2 separate regions of the Homo sapiens genome follow, and region 2 is linked to region 1. A link is an interaction called in ENCODE POLR2A ChIA-PET data of the cell type or tissue named here. Cell type or tissue: Panc1. All regions are shown on one strand.

Evidence for each region. ChIA-PET counts read pairs that join two places held together with the same protein. Peaks named below come from ENCODE experiments on the same cell type or tissue, not always from the same donor. Only the 100,000 strongest peaks of a DNase experiment are listed, where the experiment ranks them.
Region 2: POLR2A ChIA-PET joins it to region 1 with 6 read pairs; 2 of 35 experiments call an interaction of 5 or more read pairs at or near these places.

The regions. Positions count from the first base shown.
Region 1 is chr16:89,878,735-89,883,734 of GRCh38, forward strand. TCF25 (TCF25 ribosome quality control complex subunit) reads left to right here. Exons shown (of 18, transcript NM_014972.3): 2 at 4,617-4,778. Among named protein-coding and RNA genes, the nearest start is that of TCF25, 7.6 kb to the left of the region's middle. RefSeq lists enhancers at 771-1,440, 3,758-3,927 and a cis regulatory region at 3,843. In Panc1, no CTCF peak of the experiment used is centred here; no DNase peak of the experiment used is centred here.
Region 2 is chr16:88,775,988-88,780,987 of GRCh38, forward strand. All of the region lies in intron 1 of PIEZO1 (piezo type mechanosensitive ion channel component 1 (Er blood group)), which reads right to left. Among named protein-coding and RNA genes, the nearest start is that of PIEZO1, 6.7 kb to the right of the region's middle. RefSeq lists an enhancer at 197-947. In Panc1, no CTCF peak of the experiment used is centred here; no DNase peak of the experiment used is centred here; H3K27ac peaks cover 1,623 bases.

The DNA.
Region 1 (5,000 bases):
GATTCACTCCATTGTCCAGCCTCAGCCTCCTGAGTAGCTGGGACTACAGGCGCCCACCACCACGCCCGGCAAGTTTTTTTGTATTTTTAGTAGAGACGGGGTTTCACCGTGTTAGCGAGGATGGTCTTGATCTCCTGACCTCGCCATCTGCCCACCTCTGCCTCCCAAAGTGCTGGGATTACAGGCGTGAGCCACCGCGCCCAGCCAGTAATAAGGTTTGTCTGACGGTGATTGACAGCATTTTAGAGCTGATGCATGGCAGTAGAGATTGCAGCAAATCATGTGTCATCACCAAAACTTCACTGAAGAAGCAAAACTAGGCCTGTCACCCGTGCTGTCTGTGTACACAGATGGGCTTCAGAGCCTGTCACACGTGTTGTCCGTGTACACAGATGGGCTTCGGGGCCTGTCATACGTGCTGTTCGTGTACACAGACGGGCTCCTGGGCCTATCACCCGTGCTGTCCGTGTACACAGATGGGCTTCGGGGCCTGTCACACGTGTTGTCCGTGTGCACAGATGGGCTTCGGGGCCTGTCACACGTGTTGTCCGTGTACACAGACGGGCTTCAGAGCCTGTCACACGTGCTGTTCGTGTACACAGACGGGCTCCTGGGCCTGTCACACGTGCTGTCCGTGTACACAGATGGGCTTCGGAGCCTGTCACACGTGTTGTCCGTGTACACAGATGGGCTTCGGGGCCTGTCACACGTGTTGTCCGTGTACACAGATGGGCTTCGGGGCCTGTCACACGTGTTGTCCGTGTGCACAGATGGGCTTCGGGGCCTGTCACACGTGTTGTCCGTGTGCACAGATGGGCTTCGGGGCCTGTCACACGTGTTGTCCGTGTGCACAGATGGGCTTCGGGGCCTGTCACACGTGTTGTCCGTGTGCACAGATGGGCTTCGGGGCCTGTCACACGTGTTGTCCGTGTGCACAGATGGGCTTCGGGGCCTGTCACACGTGTTGTCCGTGTGCACAGATGGGCTTCGGGGCCTGTCACACGTGTTGTCCGTGTGCACAGATGGGCTTCGGGGCCTGTCACACGTGTTGTCCGTGTGCACAGATGGGCTTCGGGGCCTGTCACACGTGTTGTCCGTGTGCACAGATGGGCTTCGGGGCCTGTCACACGTGTTGTCCGTGTGCACAGATGGGCTTCGGAGCCTGTCACACGTGTTGTCCGTGTACACAGACAGGCTCCTGGGCCTATCATGTGTGCTGTCTTTGTAAACAGTCAGGATCCCAGGACTATCACGCGTGCTGTCCATGTACACAGGCAGGCTCCTGAGCCCATCACACGTGCTGTCCGTGTACACAGATGGGCTTCAGAGCCTGTCACACGTGTTGTCCATGTACACAGACAGGCTCCCGGGCCTATCATGTGTGCTGTCTGTGTACACAGGCAGGCTCCTGAGCCCATCACGCGTGCTGTCCGTGTACACAGGCTCCTTTCCATTGAAGTTCAGCTTGGCATAGAGCTTTTTATGAATTCGATTTGTCAAACACCTCAAAATAAGAATTTTTTTTCTTAGGAAGTCAGCATGAGTTAATAAAAGTAAATTGGGTGTTGGCCGGGCGCGGTGGCTCACGCCTGTAATCCCAGCACTTTGGGAGTCTGAGGCGGGCAGATCACCTGAGGTCAGGAGTTCGAGACCAGCCTGGCCAACATGATGAAACCCCATCTGTACTAAAAATACAAAAATTAGCCTGGCATGGCGGCACATGCCTGTAGTCCCAGTTACTCGGGAGGCTGAGGCAGGAGAATCACTTGAATCCGGGAGGCGGAGGTTGCAGTGAGCCAAGATCATGCGATTGCTCTCCAGCCTGGGCAACAGAGCAAGACTCCATCTCAAAAAAAGAAAAAAAAAAAAGTAAATTGGGTGTTGTGGCGTGTGCCTGTAGTCCCAGCTCCTGGGGAGGCTGAGGCAGGAGGATCCCTTGACCACAGGAATTTGAGGCCAGCCTGGGCAACACAGTGAGACCCTATCTCTAAAAACAGACAAGTAAACCAGCACCCAGCTTCACTAAGAGACATCATCATTAGTTGAATGTTGGAGATGGTGTAGATCCAATTTACCAGTGACCACCCACAGGTTAGAAACATTTCAACAATAGGCTTTGTTTCAGCTTTCTTCCTTTACTGCAGGGTGCAAGGCAGCCGGCCCATGCCTAGGCCCCAGCTTCGCCAGCAAAGGCCAGGCAGAAGGAGGCATCACCATGAGAATCACCATCATGGTGCTGCTGGGATGGGACAAACCTCGTTTTGGTGGAGTGTCAGTGTTTTCAAGTTAGGGGCTCTGTTTACATAACACGTCTATACTGCCATGGATTTTCTCAACGGGCGTAAGTTGCTCCTGACTTGTCTCAGCGGGCGTTTAAGATGCTCCTGAATCGTATCCTTGTCATGTGGGAGCCTCCATTGGAGAGAAAGCCGACTGACCGGCAAGCACAGACCTGCCCTGTGCTTTCTTCTCTTCAGCAACCGCAGCCGGGGTGTCTGTCTTCCCAGGTGCAGCCGAGTCTCAATTCTGTTTCAGAAACTATCTCAGGGCTATGGGGCTTGGAGCTGATTGTGTTTTCTGAGGTTTGTGGTTTTCAAGATGTTTTAAATTAAACAGGCAGTTTTATTTATTTTTGAACCTTAGTGCATCCGATTGGATCCATCAGAATCTCCTAGTTCATAAAGAATTGTTGATGCTGGTCTCTGTTAGCTTTTTTTTTAAAAAATTTAGAGCTAGAGTCTTGCTCTGTTGCCCACGCTGGAGTGCCGTTGTGTGATCATGGCTCACTCCAGGTTCCAGATTCCAGGACTGCTGGGCTCACGCAGTCCTCCTCAGCCGCCTGAGTAGCTGGGACTCAAGAGGTGTGTGCCACCACACCCTGCTAATTTTTTGTAGAGATGGGGTCTCACTGTATTGCCTAGGCTGGTTTCAAGCTCCTGGGCTCAGATGATCCTCCTGCCTCAGCCTCCCAAAGCGCTGGGATTATAGGCATGAGCCACCACACCCAATCTGTTAGCCTCTTTTTTTTTTGTTTTCTTGAAATGGAATCTCGCCTTATCACCCAGGCTGGAGTGCAGTGGCATAATCTTGGCTCGCTGCAACCTCTGCCTCCCGGATTCAAGCAATTCTCCTGCCTCGGCCTCCCGAGTAGCTGGGATTACAGGCACGCGCCACTGCACCTGGCCGATTTTTTTATTTTCAGTAGAGACGGGATTTCACCATGTTGGTCAGGCTGGTCTTGAATTGCTGACCTCGTGATCCACCCACCTCGGCCTCCCAAAGTGCTGGGATTACAGGGGTGCACCGCCACCGTGCCCGGTCAGCCTCTCACTAGCTGAGGAGCCAGAACTTTTCCTGTTCTTACCCTTCTCCCACTGCCTGTCTCCCCTCCAATCTGTATGTGAATGTATGTTGTGAGGTTTTATCCATTTAATATTATACTCCTAAGATTCATCCATATTGTGTGTTCAGTGGTGGTTCATTCATTCATTCATTCTCACTGCTATAAAAAGGTTCCAGACTTGGCGTGGTGGCTCACGCCTGTAACTCCAGCTCTTTGGGAGGCTGAGGCAGGAGGATCGCTTGAGGTCAGGAGCTCAAGACCAGCCTGGGCAATGTGTTGAGACCCCCATCTCTACAAAAAAATTTAAAAAATTAGCCAGGCATGGTAGCTCACGCCTGTAGTTCCAGCTACTTGGGAGGCTGAGGCAGGAGGATGCTTGAACCCAGGAGGCCAAGGCTGCAGTGAGCCAAGATCACACTGCTGCACTGCAGCCTGGATGACAGAGCGAGACTCTGTCTCAAAAAGAGAGAGAGAAGGTTTCATCGTATGAATTATTTTTATCGTATGTCATTTTGTTTTTCTATTTTGAGATGGAGTCTTGCTCTGTTGCCCAGGCTGGAGGGTAGTGGTGCGATCTTGACTCACAGCAACCTCTGCCTCCCGGGTTCAAACGATTATACCACTTCAGCCTCCCAAGTAGCTGGGATTACAGGCTCCTGCCACTGTGCCTGGCTAATTTTTGTGTTTTTAGTAGAGACAGGGTTTCGCCATGTTGGCCAGGCTGGTCTTGAACTCCTGACCTCAAGTGATCCGCCTGCATCAACCTCCCAAAGTGCTGGGATCACAGGCGCGAGCACCTCGCCTGGCCTATCATTTTCATTAGGAAAAGTTTGTAGGTTGATGGGTCCTTGGTGCCTTTTTTTCCTGCCTGCTGCTGGAGAGGAGCTGAGGCTTGAGGAGAAAGGAGGAAGAAGGAACTTTAATGCATTGGCTGAATATATATATTTAACGTTTTGTCCTGCAGATGGTCCTCTGTAAATGGAGTAAATTACAATATTTGAGGAGTCTTCCTTACCTCATCTCTGAAGGCAGAGATACCCCATAGCCTCGGGGCCCCGGCTTTCTGTAGAGCTGCTGACAAAGTCCCCCTGAGCCAGAGCTGAGTCACTGCTGTGTCCAACAGTCTCGGGTTCTTGCATCTTTCCCGTCCAGCGTCTCGCACTGACCCTGGGGGTCCCCAACGCAAGCCCGTTCACATCTCACTATTCATATCTCAGCATGAGCGTTCACACTGTAAGTAACGCCCTGGCTCTTCTCCAACCTGTTTTTCCAGATAAACATTGACGATCTTGAGGATGACCCTGTGGTGAACGGGGAGAGGTCTGGCTGTGCGCTCACAGACGCTGTGGCACCAGGGAACAAAGGAAGGGGTCAGCGTGGAAACACAGAGAGCAAGACGGATGGAGATGACACCGAGACAGTGCCCTCAGAGCAGGTGGGGGGCTGAGTGGTGAGGAGGTGGCATCAGACGGGAGAGTTCCAAGGCACCCAGCCACGTGTATCCTGTGCTGTGATTTTCCTTGGAGGTGTAATTTTCCGAGTTCCATTTTGGTTACCTGCTAGTTGCCCCCAAATTTACTTGGGAACCTTGATGAGATTTGCATGAAATGAGTGAAGGTCGCAGGCCTTTCTCCTGCATCTCAGGAGAGTCTGCGCC
Region 2 (5,000 bases), 1.1 Mb before region 1:
GCCTGGCTCCAGCATGCGCAGCACAGGCCGTGGGGCAGTCGGGGCCTCAGAGCCAGGCCCACGGGCTACAAGCTGGGGAGCGCAGGGGCAGTTTCCTTTCAGGTTAAACACGTGCCACCCAGGACCCGAGATCCCACACTGTGGTGCACAGAAGGAACCAAATGAGGCCGGGCGCGGTGGCTCACGCCTGTCATCCCAGCATTCTGGGAGGCCGAGGCGGGTGGATCATGAGGTCAGGAGATTGAGACCATCCTGGTTAACACGGTGAAACCCCGTCTCTACTAAAAATACAAAAAATTAGCGGAGTGTGGTGGTGGGCGCCTGTAGTCCCAGCTACTCGGGAGGCTGAGGAAGGAGAATGGCGTGAACCTGGGAGGCAGAGCTTGCAGTGAGCCCAGACTGGGCCACTGCACTCCAGCCAGGGCGACAGAGCGAGACTCTGTCTCAAAAAAAAAAAAGAAGGGATGAGACGCAGGGCCAGGACCTGGTGGCTCAGGGCATTGCCCGGGGCCCAGCTTCCCTTGGAGGGGCCCCACTAGCTGCCCCAGCCTTTGGGCGGCTCCTATGTGCACATCTAGGAGGGGAGGAAGGGGAGAGGCTGTGTGCTCAGGGCATCTGGGGAGGCGAAGCCACGGGAGGTTAGCAGGGAATGAACACAGGAGGGAACTGGGGGGCCACACACCAGGGGCAGAGTAGGGGATTCAGCAGACGGGAGTGACCGCAGAAGGGCCAGGGCTTGGGGACAGGACTGTGGGGCTGGACCCTGGCTCGGGGCGGGCCAGTCCGGCGCTGATAGCCTCTCTGCCACCCACGGCCCCTGAGCCTGTACGTCCTCATGTGTGCAACAGGGCTGCTGCTGCTGTCTGTCCCAAGAGGGGAATGTGTGTGCTCATTCCCCGCCCGGCAGGAGATCTGGGCCCGGCTCACTTCTTGGCAGGGACTAGAAGGAGGGAAGGGCCTGCACCAGGCTGAAGTGTCAGGATTTTCTTCTTCTTCTTTTTTGAGATGGAGTTTCGCTCTTGTTGCCCAGGCTGGAGTGCAATGGTGTGATCTCGGCTCACTGCAAACTCCGTCTCCCGGATTCAAGTGATTCTCCTGCCTCAGCCTCCCGAGTAGCTAGGATTACAGATGCCTGTCACCATACCCAGCTAATTTTTGTATTTTCAGTAGGGACAGGGTTTTGCCATGTTGGCCAGGCTGGTCTTGAACTCCTGGCCTTGGGATCCACCCGTCTCGGCCTCCCAAAGTGCTGGGATTACCGGCGTGAGCCACCATGCCCGGAGGACCTGCTCTTTTAGGAAAAGCACAAGGGCGTGCACCCACCAAGGAGGGAGAAAGCGAAGGCAGCGGAGGCCAGGGCAGAGCCTTACAGGCCGCCCATTGCAGGGTCCTCATTGTCACTGGCCCGCAGACACATTGCAGGGTCCTCACTGTCACTGGCCCGCAGACACATTGCGGGGTCCTCACTGTCACTGGCCCGCAGACACATTGCGGGGTCCTCATTGTCACTGGCCCGCAGACACATTGCGGGGTCCTCATTGTCACTGGCCCGCAGACAGGAAAGGAAAAGTAAATCCCCGCTGAGGCAGGGGCAGTGGGATGGACGATGGCTTCCCTTTTCAAAACTCCCTTTCATGTTGCTTTAATGATGTGTCGTTTTAAACGGTACTTTAACCATAAACAGAAATCAAGTAAATGAGGGAGCGAGGGCCGCGTGGTGGCTGAGCTGCGTAAAGGCAGACAGTGGGGGTCCCAGGCGACAGATTGCAAACTGCAGGCCTTGGGGGGTCCAGGAGGTGAGTGAGACCAAGACCAGACCTGGGGTCCTTGAGGCCCCTCCAGGGCAGGCAGCCCCAAACCCACGCCTGTGCCTTCCTTCGAGGCTCCTCCCGGGCAGGTGGCCTCCCTAAACCCACATCTGTCCCCTCCTTTGACGCCCCTCCTGGGCAGGCGGCCTCCGCAAACCTGCGTCTGTCCCTCCCGCATGGCCCTCCAGGTCTCGCCACAGCCACAAGCCTCCGGGAGCTCCTGCGGGCCTGGGAATCTGTTTAAGTCACAGTTGAGTTTCATTGTTTTCCCCGAGGCTGGAGGCTTCTAGACACACGGGAGGGAGGGCGGACAAACACACCCCAGCACTGCGGGGGTCCAGGACTCCCCTGCCTGATGCCGCTCCCGGACCGGTGTAGCTCACAGATGGGCATGGCCCGAGCCCCCTTCCTGCTTTTGGGGGTAGAGCTGTGGCACCGAGAGCCGGCCTTGTTCTTGACTCTTCCTGGGCCCATTTTAGCCGCCCATCCACAGGCAAAGGAAACCACAGGGGGTGGCTGAGGCGGCTGCTGTCCCTCTTTAGCCTGAACCTGAGGAAGGAGAAGCAGCCCCAGCTATATATACCCACAGAAAAATAGTGTGCAGATTGGAGCCTGGTAAACAGCCGGCAGCCAAACCCTGCCGGCCCGTCAGAGGGAGCCTGAAATACTCCCTGTAATTATGCTATTAAAACACACCCGAAAAATTGATCCACCCCACTCGGCAAAGGTTCCTGAGACAACGGCGGGGAATCGGGTGGCCACGCACGTCGGCCTAAGGGGCCCTGGCAGCGCCCGGCAGGACAGCCGTCCACTGCACACCTCAGAGCCGGCACCCGGGACGGTCAGCGTCCCCATGGGCCCGGCACCAGCAGCTGCCCAGATCCTCACCCGCACACAGGAAGGGTCCCTGCAACCCAGCGTCCACCGTGGAGAAACATGAACGTGAGCAAAAATACGGCCTGCGGTGGGTGTGCGACCCCACACAGAAGGGCGAGAGGCTCGTGTGCCATCCCACACACTGGGAGCCACCCACACACCCAGGCATCCAGCAGCCGCCGAGGCACAAGGCTGTGGCCCAGGGAAGGCACCTGGGGAAGCGGCCGTTCCAGCTGGGAGAGAGACCCAGAGAGCGGGGGCAGGTGGGGTGCATGGCGCGTTCACCAGAGGCTTCCCGCTGGGAACAGGGGAGGACAGAGGTTCAAAGGGTTAAAAAGGGAATTTAATCTGATTTACGACTTCACTTTTTTTTTTTTTTTTTGAGAGGGAGTCTTGCTGTCCCCCAAGCCCCCAAGCTGGAGTGCAGTGGCACGACTGTGGCTCACTGCAACCTCTACCTCCTGGGTTCCGGCGATTCTCCTGTCTCAGCCTTCCCAGCTGGGAATACAGGTGCCCGCCACCATGCCCAGCTAATTTTTGTATTTTTAGCTGAGATGGAGTTTTGCCATGTTGGTCAGGCTGGTCTCGAACTCCTGACCTCAGGTGATCCACCTGCCTCGGCTTCCCAAAGTGCTGGGATTACAGGTGTGAGCCACCGCGCCCGGCAAGGGATCCCATTTTGGACGGCGTCGGGGGAGCCCCATTTTCCTGGCACTGATCGCACTTTTCTTTCCCCGCCTGTGCTCAGCATCGCGCTTTGTGAATAAACAGCAATGACCGTGCGGGGCCCCCAACCTCCTTTCCTGGCTAGCTTGGGAGGGAGAGCAGGGAGCTCCAGCCCCACCCCAACACCCACCTCCACTGGCCCTGAACCAGAACTTGGACTTCTGGCTGCTGCCCAGAGCTCTGTCCCACAGGACCGGCGTGAGAGGATGCATGAATGAATCTGAGTGGTCGGGAATCTGCAGTGGGATGGGCTGGGCTGCAGACACCCCTGGGGACGCGCTGTGTGTGCAGCATGAGGGAGGCCGACAGCCCCACAGGTCCCAAGGAGCCTCTGTGCTCCTGGGAGCTGCCCTGTGTGCTCCGGGACCAGGCGGTGAGTGGCCCCTTCCCCTCAGCTCCATGGAGGCCCGACGGACCCCCGGCCACCGCGGCACTCAGCGCAGCTGGGAAAGCCTGTGTTGCGGGTCTCCTGGCCCCACGATTGTGCGAGGAATTCTGAGCCTTCCGGGGGGGACGGCTGTCCCGCCCCTACCCCCACCCAGCCTGGGTGTGAGATCCAAAGCCCGAGAGACCTGAGACTTGGAAGCGGCTGTGAAGCTTTTACGGTGTCACTTACAGGGGAGGAAACCCAGACCCAGAGAAGGGGGTGAGGGCCCCACACGTTCAGAGCAAGATAGGGTCGGCTGCTGCCCACGAGCCGCCACCAGGTCGGCCACCCCTCTGCCTGCCCCCGTCCTCCCAGTGACCCTGGACCCCAAGTCCCCTTCAGGTGCCTCGGCCAGCAGGTGTGGGACTCAACCGCCAAGGAGAGGAGAAGCCTTCACCCCGGGCCTGTCCCTTCCCACCAGTGTGATCTTGGGTGTGTGAATTAACTTCCCTCACCCCAGAGTCCTAATCCAAAAAATAGGCTCAACAGCCGCACCCTGAAGCCAGCAGAGGAGCTCAAAGGTCAAGAGCAGGACAGAAGGCAGATACAGAGGATGTGGGTGGGGGTAGGGGAAGGGGGGGTCCCACCTCACAGTCACCCAGGAGACTCAGGCCTCCAGGCAGGCTAAGGCAGAGAGGGGCAGGGGTTGGCTGGGAACAGCTTGCCTTTCAGAAGAACACAGGACCCACACCCAGCAAGGAAGGGTCTGTCCATGCCAGATGTGTGTGTGGGATACTGTGCTGGCTTCTAAACTGCTCTGTGAGCTAGGATTCTCTACCACAAGGAAGGGCAAACTTGCTTTTGGAACCAGAAGAAAAAGCTTATATAAACAAAGAAGCAAAAGTCTAACTGTCAGCCGGGCGCGGTGGCTCATGCCTGTAACCCCAGCACTTTTGGAGGCTGAGGCGGGCAGATCGCTTAAGGTCAGGAGTTCAAGGCCAGCCTGGCCAAAGTGGTGAAACCCCGTCTCTACAAAAAATACAAAAATTAGGTATGGTGCTACACACCTGTAATCTCAGCTACTCAGGAGGCTGAGGCAGGAGGATGGCTTGAGCCCTGGAGGCTGAAGTTGTAGGGAGCCAAAATCACGCCGCTACACTCCAGCCTGGGCGACAGAGTGAGCCTCTGTCTTTAAGAAAAAAGAGAAAAAAGCCTAACTGTCT